3 separate regions of the Homo sapiens genome follow, and all the other regions are linked to region 1. The links are chromatin loops, found by intact Hi-C in ENCODE. Cell type or tissue: Calu3. All regions are shown on one strand. Links, peaks and the distances in the headings refer to the core of each region. The heading gives the core; the rest is flanking DNA.

Region 1 (6,300 bases), core at 742-5,741:
TTGCAATTTTTTTTTCCCATTCCTCACTCCTGGAGGCAGCCAGGCCACTGGGTTCTGAGCTCCTTGTCTCCAGAGAGTTGAGAAGAACATGCTAGAGTCAGCTTGCTTCAAGTCTCAGCTCTACCATTTGCTAACTTTGGGTAAATCATTCAAGCCTCGGTTTCCCCATCTGTAAAACAATGAAGATTATCAATGTAACTACATCCTACATGCAGTAGGCAGCAGACTACAAGGGTGTCTCGAGACCAGCAGAGGCAACATAGTCTTGCTCTGTCACCCAGGCTGGAGTGCAGTGGTGCGATTATAGCTCACTGCAGCCTTGAACTTCTGGGGTTCCAGCGATCCTCCTGCCTTAGCCTCCCAAGTAGCTGGGACTACGGGCACATGCTATCACGCCTCACTAACTTTTTAACTTTTTTGTAGAGATGGGGTCTCGCTATGTTACCCAGGCTGGTCTTAAACTCCTTGCCTCAAGCATTCCTCTTGCCTCTACCTCCCCAAGCAGTGGGACTACAGGCGTGAGCCACTGTGCCTGGCTAATTTTTAAATTTGTGGCAGAGACAGGTGTCGCACGACGTTGCCCAGGCTGAGTCTATATTTTCATACGGTCATTATTCCCCATGTTCAACTTAGAGGCAAAGTCTTATTATTATGGTTGTAGTTGAGAAAACCTGGGCTCAGCAATATAACAAGGTTCATCTGAGGTCAGCCAGTTTATAGCACACCTGGGTTGGGGCTGGACCCCACCCACCTCCCTCCCCTGCCCCGCCCACCAACTTTTCTGTTGGGTACAAGGTGCTGCCTACATAATGCAAAATATCCACAGTAAATTACAGCGAGGTGAGGCTGGAGCTGTAGTCTGCATGACAAAGCAGTCTTTAACACACAAACACACACTGCAGTAATCACCACATACAGTATTCCCCTGTGAGAGTTAGTTGGCTTTCAGGTTGAAAATAAGCTGATTCTTTGAAACAAGAAACATGTCAGATTACTTTGCCAAAAAGAGATTCAGATACTTTTTTTTTGAGACAATGTCTTGCTCTGTTGCCCAGGCTGAGTGCAGTAATGCAATCATGGCTCACTGCAGCCTCGACCTCCTGGGCTCAAGTGATCCTCCTGCCTCAGCCTCCTGAGTAGCTGGGACCACAGACATGCACCACCACACCTGGCTAATTTTTTATTTTTTGAAGAGATAGAGCCTCACTATGTTGCCCAGGCTGACCTCAAACTCTTGGGCTCAAGCAATGCTCCCGTCTTAGCCTCCCAAAGTGCTGAGATTACTGGCATTACAGGCGTGAGCCATAGCACCCGGCCTCAGACACACAGGACGAAATCTCCAAACTGCTTCTCTATAAAGGACAGAGGGTGACTCAAGAACGTGAGCTCGGCTGGGTGTGGTGGCTCACACCTCTAATCTCAGCACTTTGGGAGGCCAAGGCGGGTGGGTCACTTGAGGTCAGGGTTCGAGACCAGCCTGGCCAACATGGTAAAACCCCATCTCTACTAAAAATAAGAAAATTAGCCAGGCATGGTGGCAGGTGCCTGTAATCCCAGCTACTCGGGAGGCTGAGGCAGGAGAATCACTTGAACCTGGGGGGCGGAGGTTGCAGTGAGCCGACATCGCGCCATTGCACTCCAGCCTGGGTGACAGAGTGAAACTGCGTCTCAGAAAAGAAAAAAAAAGAACGTGAGTTCAAGGAACCTGACCCTCACGCCGTCTTGTTTCCACCTTGGGTGTTTATTTCCTTGTTTATTTGTGTTTCTTTTCTCCTTCCCCAGAAAGCTGACTTCATGAGACCGAGGATCTCATTCATTGATCGATGCTACATATTCAGCATGTTGGATAATGAGGTTGGTGAGATTAATGAAATCCCGTCCACCAGGGCCGACCCACAAAGAGACTTTTTATGAAGAACATGCTCCTGAACTCCGCTCCAGAACCAGCTTTTGAAAAGAAAAATCTGAAAAAATTTGACCTCAGTTAAACTAGTCCAAATCCCTGAGCATAACCAAATCTTTCCTCATTCACTCTTCCCTTGGACCATGTTTAGTTCAGTTGCTGATGACAATATTTGTTTTAGTAAGGTTGTCACTCTACCTTGGGTGAAGATTTGGGTTCTGTGGACTGATGTTTTTATTTTATTTTATTTCTTCATTTTATTTATTTATTTTAATTTACTTTATTTTATTTTATTTATGTTATTTTATTTTTTTTAGTTGAGACAGGGTCTCACTCTGTTACCCAGGCTGGAGTGCAATGATGTGATCGTAGCTCAATGCAGCCTCAAACTCCTGGGATCAAGTGATCCTCCTGCCTCAGCCTCCCGAGTAGCTGGAACCACAGATGCATGCCGCCACGCCCAACTATTTTTTTTTTTTTTTTTTTTTTGGTAGAGACAGGGTCTCGCTATGTTGCCTAGGCTGGTCTCTAACTCCTGGGCTCAAGCCTACCTCAGACTCCCAAAATGCTGGGATTACAGGTGTGAGCCATTAGGCCTTGCCAAGATGTCTTGATTTAAAACAAAGCCCTCTTCTGTGTTTGACACAGGGCCTTTCCACTCATGCTTGTGCCCTCTGCCACGGTGCTGTGGTTCTCACCCTGGGATTTTTATTCCCTCTGATGTGCCTTCCTCTGGTGACATCTATAGGCAGCTGCGTAATTCATGCCCACAAAGAAGGACAAACCGAGGAGGCTGGAGAAGTCAGGGTTCCTCTGGAAATAAATATTCTGTATTCTGTTGCATGCACACATATATGCACTTTTTTTTTTTTGAGATGGAGTTTTGCTCTTGTTGCCCAGGCTGGAGCACAATGGCATCATCTCGGCTCACTGTAACCTCCTCCTCCTGGGTTCAAGTGATTCTCCTGCTTCAGCCTCCTGAGTAGCTGGGATTACAGGTGCTTACCACTACGCCCGGCTAATTTTTGTATTTTTAGTAGAGATGGGGTTTTGCCATGTTGGCCAGGCTGGTCTCAAACTCCTGACCTCAGGTGATCTGCCCACCTCGGCCTCCCAAAGTGCTGGGATAACAGGTGTGAGCCACCACACCCAGCCCACTGCTCCCTTTTGACCAATAATTTGGGAATGTCATTTTAAAAAAGCTTTAATTCTTTATATAGCCTTTAACTCACCCTTCCAGGAACTTAAAATGTTTTATTTTTTTCTTGAGACAATGTCTCACTGTGTCACCCAGGCTGGAGTGCAGTGGTGCGAACATGGCTCACTGCAGCCTGGATCTCCTGGGCTCAAGCAATCCTCCCACCTCAACCTCCCACATAGCTGAGACTATAGGCGCACATTGTCATGCTCAGCTACTTTTAGTATTTTTATTTTCTTGTAGAGACGGGGGTCTTGCTGTGTTGCCCGAGCTGGTCTCGAACTCCTGGCCTCAAGCAATCTTCCCACCTCAGCCTCCCAAAATGTTGTAAAAATTGTGGAGATTTCCCCAACTTATGGCCAAGATGGATTAACCCTCTTGCCTTAAATACCTACAAAACCGTACAACACATACGCAAAGGCAGTTTTTAGACACCGGTCAATAGGTGGCACTAAAGACCGTGATCTCTGTTAGGGGAGAAACCAATGAGGCAAAGTGTTTCCAGCTGCTGCGGGAGGAGGGCAGCCGAGCAGAGCCCAGTGGTCTCCCTGAGTGCAGGAGACAGAGCTGAAAGTGTGAGCAGGCCTGGCCAGGTGCAGTGGTTCACGCCTGTAATCCTAGCACCTTGGGAGGCCGAGGTGGGTGGATCATTTGAGGTCAGGAGTTCGAGACCAGCCTGGCCAACGTGGTGAAACCCTGTCTCTACTAAAAATACAAAACATTTAGCTGGGCGTGGTGGTGCATGCTTGTAATCCCAGCTACTCAGGCGGCTGAAGCACGAGAATCACTTGAACCTGGGAGGCGGAGGTTGCAGTGAGCCGAGATCGCGCCCCTGCACTCCAGCCTGGGCCACAAAGTGAGACTCCATCTCAAAAAAAAAAAAAAAAAAAAGTTTGAGCAGGCCAAAGCAGCTGGAATTTGCAGGATGGAATCCCGCAAGAGAGATATGCAAAAAAAACCAAACTCTGCAGCTTTGCAAAGGAAACCTCTTGACTCGGAAGCTGAGGGGGATCAGCTCACGCATGGAGGAAATTATCCGAGCAAGACCAGGGGAAGGAATCACACAATAGAAACAGGCAGAATAATTCCAAAGTCTACAAAAAGCTGGGAACCGTTCGTGTTCCCAGCAGGCAAAGTGAAAAACCTCGTAATACACAGAGCACTGAGTCAAGCATTCAGAGGGGTATTGCTTTCGTGGTGCGGCAGAATTGGCCCTAGACTAAGGGTTCTGCAAGTCTCAAAAGGACCATGCATCTGGGCACGGAGGTTCATGCCGGTGATCCCAGCACTTTGGGAGGCCGAGGAGGGTGGATCACCTGAGGTCAGGGGTTCAAGACCAGCCTGGCCAACATGGTGAAACCCCCGTCTCTACTAAAAATACAAAAATTATCCAGGCGTGGTTGTGCGCACCTGTAGTCCCAGCTACTCGGGAGGCTGAGGTGGGTGCATCGCTTGAACCCAGGAGGCAGAGGTTGCAGTGAGTCGAGATTGTGTCACTGCAGTCCAGCCTGGGTGACAGACCGAGACTCCCTCTCAAAAAAAAAAAAAAAAAAAAAGGATTATGCCATTTCCAAGTCACTTAACCATGTCCCAGAATAAAGCTCAAGAATATATTTTTTAAACAAGAATATTCAGCACCCAACCAGGTAAAATTCACAATACCTGGTGTCCAGTAAAAAATCACCAGGCATGGCAGGAAGTGTTGGCTCACACTTATAATCACAGCACTTTGGGAGGCTGAGGCAGGAGAATTGCTTGAGGCCAGCAGTTCAAGACCAGACTGGGCAACATAGCAAGACCTCATCTCTACAAAAGTAAAACTAAAAAATTAGCCAGGTGCGGTGGTGCACACCTGTAGGCCCCACCAGATGAGAGGCTGAGGTGGGAGGATCGCTGAAGCCCAGGAGGTTGAGGCTGCAGTGAGCTATGGTGGTGCCGCTGCACTCCAGCCTGGGCAACACAGCAAGATCCCGTCTCTAAAAAGTAATAATCACCAGGTATGCCAAGAAGCAAGGATTATACCCCAGGAAGAGGAGAAAAACCAATGAAATGAAATGACAAAGATAGAATTAATAAAGAGATTAAAATAGCTACTACAACTATTTGATGTGTTCAAGAAGGTAAATGAAAATATGAGCATGTTAAGGGTAAGTATGATGGCTCACACCTGTAATCCCAGCACTTTGGGAAGCTGAGGCGGGTGAATCATGAGGTCAGGAGTTTGAGACCAGCCTGACCAACACGGTGAAACCCCGTCTCTACTAAAAATACAAAAATTAGCTGGGCGGGGTGGCACTTGCCTGTAATCCCAGCTACTCAGGAGGCTGAGGTAGGAGAATCGCTTGAACCCGGGGGGCGGAGGTTGCTGTGAGCCAAGATCGTGCCATTGCACTCCAGCCTGGGCAACAAGAGAGAAACTACATCTCAAAAGAGAGAAAAAAAAAAGAAAACTCGCTAGGCATGGTGGCTCACACCTGTAATCTCAGCACTTCCTGAGTCTGAGGCAGGTGGATCACTTGAGGTGAGCAAGGTGTCAGAGCCCCAGCACCAAGAAGTGGTCGATTGGAGGGTTGGTAAAAAGAATTTGCTGACATCAGGCTGGGCATGGTGGCTCACATCTGTAATCCCAGCACTTGGAGAGGCCAAGGTGGGTGGATCACTTGAGGTCAGCAGTTCAAGACCAGCCTGGCCAACGATAGCCAGGAGAAATGTAGCGATGGTGTAACCCCATCACTACTAAAAATACAAAAATTAGCTGGGCATGGTGGTATGGGCCTGTAATCCCACCTACTCGGGTGGCTGAGGCACGAGAATTGCTTGAACCTAGAAGGTGGAGGTTGCAGTAAGCTAGGATGGCACCACTGCACTCCAGCCTGGGGCACAGAGAGAGACTCTCTGTCTCTCAAAAAATAAATAAATAAAATAAAAATAAGAAAACTGATGTTCTGAGAGATTAAGTGAATTTCCCAAGGGCAGACAGCTAGAAAAGCCCAAGATAGGATGGGATATCCTGTCTCCTGAGCTTCTTTCTATACATTCAAGGTCATATCTAGATAAGAACATGAGGGTTTTTTTAAATTATTATTTTTTGGAGACAGGTTCTCTCTCTGTCACCCAGGCTGGAGTGCAGTGGCACAATTGTATCTCACTACAGTCATGAATTCCTTGGCTCAAGCAATCCTCCCACCTCGGCCTCCCA
Region 2 (5,601 bases), core at 1-5,000, 170 kb after region 1:
AGCAAAGGGCTTAGTCGACAGCCAACAGCAGCCACCAACTGCCAGCTGTGTCAGGGAGTGAGGCTCCAGATGGTTCCAGCTGCTAATCTTTGAGTATTCTACCTGGAGCCCATGCATGGGAAGGAGAGATGAGCCATCCCTGTTGTGTGCTCTGTCCAAGTTCTTCATTCACAAATCTGTGAGCATAATAAAAAAGCTTGTTTGACACCATTAAGTTTTGTGGTTTCTTACACAGGCATAGTAACTGAAACAGATGAACACTGTTACCCCCATTTTACACATATTAAATACGTTGCTCAGTCATTTGGCTAATTAGTAAGTGGTGGAACCTCAAATTAGCTAGGTAGGTTGACTGCAGAGCCTTTGAGTTGTTCTTTTCTAAATATTGTCTTGCAATGTCAGCCTGAAACTATATCCTGGGTCTCTGGTGTGAGTTGGGAGACTAAGGGAAAGGGCTTTTATTGGGAGCAAGAACAGGGATTGCAGGGAATCTCCCAGGGATGGCAGTGAGGCTAACTGTTTTCTGTAATGGCATGAGCTAGGTGATACTGAAAAAACAATTCCAAAATTTCAGTGCATTGTCACAAAAGGTTTTTTTTTTTTTTTCTCAAACTATGTGTCCACCTTAGCCCATGGGGGGCTCTGCACATTGTTGAGGGGGTTATAAGCACTCTGGAACCGAGGCTGATGGAGGGACGACCTTGACATAATTCCACCATCAGCAAGGCAGGGGATGGAGAAAGTGGTGAATTATTTACTGAAACTTAAAGCTTCCACTCTGAAGTGACACATCACTTTTGTTCACATTACATGTAAGTCACGTGGCCACACCTAACTTCAAAGGAGCATGTACCAGAAAGGAAAATAAAATATCTGGAGAATAGCACTAGTGACTCCCCAAATCTGCTCTTCGGTAACAAAATACTGAATTCACTCTCCTATGCAAGAAATATATTCACCCCCTTTGGAAGGTTACAACTGTGGAATTCCATTGTGCAAGGATTCCAAGCCCAGAGTTTAGGATCTCTGGGTGATGTACTTATGTGGAAATCTATTTCAGGGCTGGAGACGGCACTTCATGAACTAAGAAAAAAGTGATCTGCTCCCCATCTGTCCACTGCATAATTCAGCAGGAATAGAATAACTGCGGCAACAACAAAACATATTCAAAAAGAATAAAACAGAAGAAATATAGCAAGCCCTACTTAGGAGCAATTTTGACATCCTGTGGTCAGTCACTTGAGGGCCTCCAACTCCAGCAGAAAATTACCCTTCAGGGCTCATCAGCCGCCAAGTCATCAATGTGTTGGCAGAAGGAGGCAGATTGAAAGAACTGGGAGAATCAGTATCTGAGCACAGGTGAGAAAGGGAACAGTTTGTAGGGAAAGGGTTGATTTCGAGCAATAAAGCCAATTTGGCTCATACCATTATAATTGTGGTTATACAGAGTAAGTGTTAACATTAATTGGTTACCCTTCCTGAGTGCCAAGGACTGCTCTAAAAGGTATAATCAGTCTTCACAACAGTTTGTGAAGTTTGTTCCTTTGAGCTCATCCATGTTTTGTGGATAAGGAAAGCAACATACAGAGGTGTTACATTGCGTGCCTGAGGTCACATAGCTAACACCTAATAGAAGTGGGATATTGGATCCCAGGTTTCAGGGTTTTAGAGACCTTATGCTTAACCCCTACTCTGTGTTACTTTTCAAAGGGATAGACTATAGAATATAATTACATACATGGAAAAATTATAATTCCATATTTTTTCTCTACTTCTGTCTTGTTAATGGGAGTATATGGCCTATTTTATGGGTAGCTCATAAGTTATTTAGGATATCTATAAATTTAAGCATAAGATACTATTTTAATTTTTAAAATTTGCCATGAGCATGTATATGTATGCATCAGTGGAGTAATTTAGATCTTCTGTGACTTAGATGTGATTTTGATCTTTGTGAGTTTTTACCTGATTTCAGGACCTACCTAGTCAATAAATTGATACTGATAAATTAATTCATAGTCCTCTTTGCAACTTGGTGAATTTTTAATAATACTAAGAAAGCCATACCTAGAAATTGCCAGTATATTTTACAAATTGCTTGTGGCAGTATAAAATATTTATTTACTATCTGAGGGCTACAATATAAAACAAAACCACAGGGTGGCAGCAACAACACATATTTTTCTCTGGAGGCAATTTTATGCCTTTTCTGAAAGGTAGTGGTGTGGGGAAACTTTTATGCTAAATTGAAGAGATGACATCTTTATTTCATAAAATCACCCACGCACCGAAGCTCTATAATTTGCTATAAGTAATTAGTGAGCAGTTTTAATAATTAGCTATAAGTAATTAGTGAGCAGTTTTAACTTGTAGACATCATATGACTGTTGTACAGGCCACTATGAACTTGTATATGTATTGTTTTTGTGAACCTTTTATCTCCCTCTTCTTTGATCCACTAGCCTAAACATACCTGCACGATGTGTATTCTTACATAAGTGAGATCCTTTATAATCTGGAAGGTAAGAAAAGATGTGAACAACCTCAAATCTGCTATTTGCTTTTTGAATGTAGCAAAAATCTACATAAACTCATTTTCATAATTACCCACTCTACTAAACCCTGGCTTGTCTCAGTTTATGCAAATGTAGCTAAAAGACAAAATGTGTATTGAGCACTTAGTTTACACATAATACCAGCTAATGTGTACTGATGACTTACTGTGCACCTAACACTGGTGTACAACCATACTCAGTCTCTATGACAATTCTGGGAGGCACCCACTGTTGGTACCATCCCCATTTTATGGCTGAAGAAACAATGTATAAGCAGCCCAAACACTGAACAAGAAGATGGTCAATTTGTGGCCAACAGACTCGTCTGTCAATTATAATGGATACCACAGAAAAGAGCTCCATATTACAAGGCAATTTGCATATGTAGACAGATGATTCATAGAACTTGGTGAGCCCCCATTACGATGACCTTCTTTCTATGTAAGAAGTGCCTTTAGTTCCTACCAGCAAAGCTGTATCCTCTATCTATTAACTTTATGCTTCACAGAATTGAACTCACAGGTAGTGGATTTAGTGGAAATGTTGGAAGTTATGGAGCAGCAGGTTTGAAAGTGGAGGGGCAGGTAAGAACCCAGCATGTCTGTTGGTCCATTTCAGGGAGTGAGAAGAAAACACAGTGAAAAAGAATGATTTAGGCCGGGCGCGGTGGCTCACGCCTGCAATCCCAGCACTTTGGGAGGCTGAGGCGGGCGGATCAACTGAGGCTGGGAGTTGGCGACCAGCCTGACCAACATGGAGAAACCCCATCTCTACTAAAAATACAAAATTAGCCGGACCTGGTGGTGCATGCCTATAATCCCAGCTACTCGGGAGGCTGAGGCAGGAGAATCACTTGAACCCAGGAGGCGGAGGTTGTGGTGAGCCAAGATCGCGCCACTGCACTCCAGCCTGGACAACAAGAGTGAAACTCCATCTCAAAAAAAAAAAAAAAAAAAGAATGATTCATTATTGCATAAAGTGGCTGGGTTTCTGGGGCTCTGTACCAACTGACCAGATCAAATTCAATGAACTGCTAGCTTGGGAGCTTTGCTAAACACACTGAAGGCAACCTTATAGCAATCCTATTACATTATTCTGTGACCAAGGATAATGTAAGACATTATCTGTTTTATTTGGCACAGGAGTTATATAGGTTGTATGCTCCCAAATGACCACACGGTGGGGTAGGATGATCCTCAACTGACTGTTCAACAAACGGGAATTTTTCTATTGGTTTTAACATCTGAATCTTGTGCATCTGTTAATTTGTAGTTTAGCTCTTTTTGTGGTCATAGATTAAAACCAAAACCCCAGCTAATGACCTTGTACACATCTTTGTCATATTGTGCCATGTGATACGTAATGTCACAGACCTTGGATTGCATTGCAAAGCCACCTTTCTTCCATCTTCCTGACATTGAAATACACTATTTCCCGTGCTCCACCCTGACTCTGATTCACTTTGGCTAGTGGTGGGGGAGGTCGTCTCCCTAGCAGAAATAGTGAATACAGGAGAAAGCAAGGGTTGGGAAGGGCCACTGGGAAAGGGGGGGAAATGTGAGTTCTTCTTTGGGCAGTAATATGGTTTAGATGTTTGTCCCCTCCAAAATTATGTTGAAATGTGACCTCCAATGTTGGAGGTGGGCCTAGTGGGATGTATTTGGGTCATGGGGTCAGATCTCTTACGAATGAATGGCTTAGTGCCATCCCCTTGTTGATGAGTGAGTTCTTGCTCAGTTAGTTCACATGAGATCTGGTTGTTTAAAAGAATCTAGACTCTCCCCCCACCCCTGCCCCCACTCTTTGCTCCCTCTCTGGCCATGTGACCTGCCTGCTTTTCCTTTGTCTTCTGCTGTGAGCAAAAGTTCCCTGAGGTCTCCCCAGAAGCCTAGCAGATGCTGGTGCCATGCTTGTACAGCCTGCAGAACTGTCAGCCAAATAAACCTCTTTTCTTTATCAGTTACCTAGTGTCAGGTATTCCTTTGTAGCAATGCGAAAGTGAGAGGTGACAATGTGCTAGCAGCTTTCGCTCGCTCTCAGCCTCCGCATCCACTCTGGCCGCGCTTGAGGCGCCCTTCAGCCTGCTGCTGCACTGTGGGAGCCCCTCTCTGGGCTGGGCAAAGCAGGGGCCGGCTCCCTCTGCTTGCTGGTTGGTGTGGAGGGAGAGGCGCCAGCGGGAACCAGGGCTGCACATGGTGCTCACAGGCCAGCGCGAGTTCCAGGTGGGTGCAGGCTCGGTGGGCCCGCACTCTGAGCAGCCGGCTGGCGCCGCTGGCCCCGGGCAGTGAAGGGCTTAGCACCCGGGCCAGCAGCTGCGGAGGGTGCACTGGGTCCCCCAGCACTGCCTGCCCGCCTGCGCTGTGCTCGAATTCTCGCTGGGCCTCAGCCACCTCCCTGCGGGGCAGGGCTCTGGACCTGCAGCCCGCCATGCCCGAGGGCCCCCCCGCCACCACGGATGGCCAAGCCTCCCCTAGAGGGGAGCCGCCCCCTACTCCCCAGCGCCTGGTCCCATCGACTGCCCAAGGGCTGAGGAGTGTGGGCACGTGGCACAGGACTGGTGGGCAGCTCCACCCAAAGCCCCCCACACCTGATCCACTAGGTGAAGCCAGCTGGGCTCCTGAGTTGGGTGGGGACTGGGAGAACTTTCATGTCTAGCTGGAAGATTGTATATGCACCAGTCAGCACTCTGTGTCTAGCTCCGGGTTTGTGGATGCACCAGTCAGCACTCTGTATCTAGCTAATCTGGTCGGGACTTGGAGAACTTTTATGTCTAGCTAGAGGATTGTAAATGCACCAATCAGCACTCTGTGTCTAGCTCACGGTTTGTAAACACACCAATCAGTGCTCTGTGTCTAGCTAATTTAGTGGGGACTTGGAGAACTTTTGTGTCTAGCTACAGGATTGTAAATGCACCAATCAGCACTCTGTGTCTAGCTCAAGGTTTGTAAATGCACCAATCAGCACCCTGTCAAAACGGACCAATCAGCTCTCTGTAAAATGGGCCAATGAGCTCTCTGTAAAATGGGCCAATCAGCAGGATGTGGGT
Region 3 (5,601 bases), core at 1-5,000, 910 kb after region 1:
ATTGAAGACAGAAAGTCCGGAGAGAAAACTGCTTGTGGAAATGCATTTTATTTTAATCACACTGAGTTTGAATGGGGCAGCCTACCCTACATGATGCATTGAAAATTTACCTAATAGTGTCAGTGCAGTTCCTTTAATCGTCTAAGTCAGTGGCTCTCAACATCTGCTGTATATTACATTCACCTGTGAAACTGGTAAAAAAAAAAAATAATAAAATACTGTTTCTTAGGCCTCATTCTAAACTGCTTGAATGAGGCCTCAATTCAAACCTCCAAGGGTGGGCTGAGACATTGATATTGCTTAGAAGCTCCAGGCAAAGTGATTCTAATGTGCAGCCAGGATTCAGAACCAGTGATCTAAATTCCCATCTTGGAGACATTTGAGTTCTGGGAAAGTACACAAGATATTACGGCACTGTGTTAAAAACTAATTATTAAATGTTCAGCCTTTTCTGTACTAAAGAGTCCTTGCAACAATGGGGGAAAATATTGTTATATAGTTAAGAATATTTTAAACCGTAAAAGTGAAACTTCTCTCTGAGGAGGAGAATGTAAAGTGAAAACAGTAAAAACATAACTTTGAGTTATATCCACATTTATAAAGTAGGGGGAGGTGATTATAATGTCATGATCTGAAGAGCACAGCCCAGAATCTTTCCACATGCCATATCCGCAATACCACATGTTTCTCCAGGAAAATGATTTAACTTTTCCAGATAACTAATGAACATTTGGAATACAGCTTACTTATACAATCATCTCTTGATATATATGGGGAATTGGTTCCAGTGCTTCTCCTCTGCTCCCCAGGTACCAAAATCTGCAGATGCTCAAGTATATGATAAAAAATGGCATAGTTATTTGCAAATAACCTATACACATCCTCCCGTATATCTTAAATAATCTCTAGATTACTTATAATACCTAATACAATATAAATAGTTGTTATACTATATTGTTTAGGGAATAATGACAAAGAAAAGTCTGTATATGTCAGTACAGGTGCAATTGTTTTTCTGAACATTTTTGATCCTGAGTTGGTTAAATCTGTGATGCAGAACGCATGGATATGAAGGGCTGACTGTACAATGTTGGCACTCTTAATAAAGATCCATAAAATCTCCATTATCTATATCTTCTTCCTTCCTACTCTCCTTCAACCCAAACTTTCCACCAGAACTCTTGATTATATCCCAACTCTTCTGAGGAGTGTCTTCATAACCCCTTGTTCTTTCTCTCACAGGCATTTTCAATTATTTTCTTCATGATATTATTTCATTGAGCTCACAAACACTCACGAGAATACTTCAGGTTAAAAGAAAATCTCTCTATTCTGCCTCCCCTTTAAGCGACCATCCTGTTACTCTGCTTTTTTTCATTGACTTGAAAATATACATTCCTATTCCCACTTTCTCCATCTCCATACCCATTCCTCATTTAATCCCCTGCCTCCTCTTTTTTTTGAGACTGAGTCTGGCTTTGTCACCCAGGCTGGAGTGCAGTTGTGTGATATTGGCTCACTGCAACCTCCACCTCCCCAGGTTCAAGCGATTCTCCTGCCTCAGCCTCCCAAGTAGCTGGGATTGCAGGCTAATTTTTGTATTTTTAGTAGAGATGGGGTTTCACCATATTGGCCAGGCTGGTCCAGAACTCCTGACCTCAAGTGATCCACCCGCCTCAGCCTCCCAGTGTTGGGATTACAGGCCTTGAGCCACCACGCCCAGCCCATTTGACCCCTTTTAACCTGGTGTTGGCCTCACTATTCTTCTGAAATCTCTTTCTTCAAAGTCACTAGTCATTTGCTTCTGTTCACACTCCTACCCCCTCCTGACTTCCTAGAAGTCTTTGCATCTTTGCCTTCCACACATTTGTGCTGCCCAGGCGATCCCACCTTCAGGACCCCACTCCCTCTGTCTTCTTAACTGGCTGTAGTTCTTCCAGCCCACAAATGTGAACAAGTGCGAAGGCTCAATCCAAACATGACTCCCTGTCAGCGCTCTTGTCCCGGCCAGCTGTCCCCAGCAATTACTGATGCTCTGCTGCCCCCGCCTGGCCAAGCCCATTCTAACCACTTCAAAGGCCTCACTGGACCCTTATCTGGAAAACCGCCAGCATAGCTTCTCAAAAAGCTGTTCCAAGCCTCATACACACACCTCTGACCTCTCCACAGTTAAGAGTCTTGCTCTCTATATAACCACAGGATAAGTCCAAACTGGGTGTCCTGTCATCCTTTCAGAGTCTCTGTTCCAAGCTAAACTCATCAGTTTTCTCCAAAGACTTTTCTCTCTCCACGCATCTGTGACATCTTTCCTTCTTTTGATACATGTCATTGTCGAGGAATCCTTGTTTTGACGCTACTTTTGTAAATCAGTTGCTTTTTCTCCTTGCCATTGCCCCACCTGCCTAGACTCTGTATCTCTCAGTTGAAGGATTGCAACAGTCTTCTAATTGCATTTCCTTTCTTTAGTTTTTTTTCTACCTCCAATTAATAGGACATAACATATTCAAATTGATCTTTTTAAAACATGGCTTCACTCAGGTGTCTCCCACAGCCCACCATCTTCCAAAGCTTTCCCACTGTCCTCAGAGTACAACCTGTGCCCCCAGGATATAAAGTCACATTGTAATCAAAGGCAACTGGCAGCCACACTATTACTAACTCACTTTTTCATAGCACTGTACTTTCATAGTACATAGCACTCTTAAAATTGAAGGAAAACAATCTAAATAATTCAGACAAAGATATCAACTTCATAAGGCCATTGTCATTTAACCTACAGAAAGCAAAAGTCAGTAAATATATAAACAAATGCAAAAAAATTGACAAGGGACATTATCTCCCTTCTCTCTGTCCTCCTCAAATTAGAATGAATTTACAGTATCTATTCTGTTTTGTTGTTGTTGTTTATTTCAGCAGTTTTGGGGGAACAAATGGTGTTTGGTTGCACAGAAAAGTTCTTTAGTGGTGATTTCTGAGATTTGGCGCACCCATCACCCGAGCAGTGTACACTGTACGCAATGTGTAGTCTTTTATCCCTCACCCTCCTCCCACCCCTCCGCTCAAGTACCCAAAGTCCATTATATCATTCTTATGCCTTTGCATCCTCATAGCTTAGCTCTCACTTATAAGTAAGAACATATGATGTTTGGTTTTCCATTCCTGAGTTACTTCACTTAGATAATGATCACCAACTCCATCCAAGTTGCTGCGAATGCCTTTATTTTGTTCCTTTTTATGGCTGAGTAGTATTCCATGGAATACTATATATTCCATGGAATACTATATATGTTATGTCCTATTAATTGGAGGTAGAAAAAAAACTAAAGAAAGGAAATGCAATTAGAAGACTGTTGCAATCCTTTAACTGAGAGATACAGAGTCTAAGCAGGTGGGGCAATGGCAAGGAGAAAAAGCAACTGATTTACAAAAGAAGTGTCAAAACAAGGATTCCTTGACAATGACATATATCAAGAGAAAGAAATATGTCACAGATACATGGAGAGAGAAAAGTCTTTGGAGAAAACTGATGTCATTTATATATATATATAACATATATATATAAAACATATATATATAAAACATATATATATAAAACATATATATATAACATATATATGTAATATAATACCATGGTGTGTGTGTGTGTGTGTGTGTGTGTGTATGTATATATATATATACACACCACAGTTTCTTTATCCACTCATTGATTGAAGGGCATTTGGGCTGGTTCTATATTTTTGCAATTGCAGATTGCGCTGCTATAAACATGCATGAGCAAGTGTCTTTTTTGGATGATGACTTCTGTTCCTCTGGGTAGATACTCAGTAGTAGGATTGCTGGATCAAGTGGTAGTTCTACTTTTAGTTCTTTAAGGACTCTCCATACTGTTTTCCATAGGGGTTGTACTAGTTCACAGTCCCAACAGCAATGTAAAAGTGCTCCTTTTTACTACATCCATGCCAACATCTATGGCCATTCTTGCAGAAGTAAGGTGGTTTTGCACTGCAGTTTCGATTTGCGTTTCCCTGATCGTTAGTGATGTTGAGCATTTTTTCATGTTTGTTGGCCATTTGTATATCTTCTTTTGAGAATTGTCTATTCATGTCCTTTGCCCACTTTTTGATGGGGTTATTTGTTTTTTTCTTGCTGATTTTTTTGAATTCCTTGTAGATTCTGGATATGAGTCTTTTATCAGATACATAGCTGGCAAAGATACTCTTCCACTCTGTGGGCTGTCTGTTTGCTGATTATTTCTTTTACTGTGCAGAAGCCTTTTAGTTTAATTAGGTACCATCTATTTGTTTTTGTTGCATTTGCTTTTGGTCATGAAGTCTTCGCCTAAGTCAATATCTAGAATTGTTTTTCTGAGGTTATCTTTTAGAATTTTTATGGTTTCAGGTCTTAGATTTAAGTCTTTGATCCATTTTGAGCTGATTTTTGTATAAGGTGAGAGATGAGGATCCAGCTTCCTTCTTCTACATGTGGCTTGCCAATTACCCCAACACCATTTGTTGAATACAGTGTCTTTTCCCCACTTTATGTTTTTGTTTGCTTTGTTAAAGGGCAGTTGTCGGCCGGGTGTGGTGGCTCATGCCTGTAATCCCAGCTTTGGGAGGCCGAGGTGGGCAGATCACGAGGTCAGGAGATCGAGACCATCCCAGCTAACACAGTGAAACCCCGTCTCTATTAAAAATACAAAAAATTAGCTAGGTGTGGTGGCGGGCGCTTGTAGTCCCAGTTACTCGGGAGGCTGAGGCAGGAGAATGGCATGAATCTGGGAGGCGGAGCTTGCAGTGAGCCGAGATCGCACCACTGCACTCCAGCCTTGGCGACAGAGCAAGACCCTGTCTTAAAAAAAAAAAAAATGTCAGTTGTCTATAAGTATTTGGCTTTGTTTCTGGGTTCTGTAGTCTGTTCCATTGGTCTATGTGCCTATTTTTATACCAGTACCTTGCTTTTTTGGTAACTATAGCCTTGTAGTATAGTTTGAAGTTGGGTAATGTGATGCCTCCAGATTTGTTCTTGCTTAGTCTTGCTTTGGCTATGCAGGCTCTTTTTTGGTTCCATATGAATTTTAGGAATGTTTTTTCTAGTTCGATGAGAAATGATGATGGTATTTTGATGGGAATTGCATTGAATTTGTAGATTGCTTTTGGCAGTATGACCATTTTCACAATATTGATTCTACCCATCTATGAGCATGGGATGTGTTTCTATTTGTGCCATCTATGATTTCTTTCAGCAGTGTTTTATAGTTTTCCTTTCAGAGATCTTTTATCTCCCTGGTTAGGCATATTCCTAAATATTTCCTTTTTTTTTGCACCTGTTGTAAAAGGGGTTGAGTTCTTGATTTGATTCTCAGCTTGGTCATTGTTGGTGTATAGCAGTGCTGCTGATTTGTGTACATTGATTTTGTATCCTGAAACTTTACTGACTTCGTTTATCAAATCTAGGAGCTTTTTGGATGAGTTTTTAGGGTTTTCTAGGTATACAAACATATAATTGGTGAACAGTGTCAGTTTGAGTTCCTCTTTACTGATTTGGATGCTTTTTGTTTCTTTCTCTTGTCTTATTGCTCTGACTAGGACTTCCAGTACTATG

What was found. Hi-C counts contacts between places; a loop is a spot of excess contacts. Peaks named below come from ENCODE experiments on the same cell type or tissue, not always from the same donor. Only the 100,000 strongest peaks of a DNase experiment are listed, where the experiment ranks them.
Region 2: it touches region 1 in a loop (8-fold over the local background); 12 of 110 quality-filtered maps call a loop at or near these places.
Region 3: a loop joins it to region 1, with 7 times the contacts of the local background. A loop is called at or near these places in 8 of 110 quality-filtered maps.

Annotation. Positions count from the first base shown.
Region 1 is chr7:98,010,893-98,017,192 of GRCh38, reverse strand. No RefSeq gene overlaps it. Among named protein-coding and RNA genes, the nearest start is that of OCM2, 24 kb to the right of the region's middle. In Calu3, for the core only: no CTCF peak of the experiment used is centred there; a DNase peak (open chromatin) is centred at 3,592.
Region 2 is chr7:97,842,362-97,847,962 of GRCh38, reverse strand. No RefSeq gene overlaps it. Among named protein-coding and RNA genes, the nearest start is that of ASNS, 27 kb to the left of the region's middle. RefSeq lists a silencer at 1,222-1,402. In Calu3, for the core only: a CTCF peak has its summit at 2,233; no DNase peak of the experiment used is centred there.
Region 3 is chr7:97,101,274-97,106,874 of GRCh38, reverse strand. No RefSeq gene overlaps it. Among named protein-coding and RNA genes, the nearest start is that of SDHAF3, 14 kb to the left of the region's middle. In Calu3, for the core only: a CTCF peak has its summit at 2,069 (motif pointing left); a DNase peak (open chromatin) is centred at 2,044.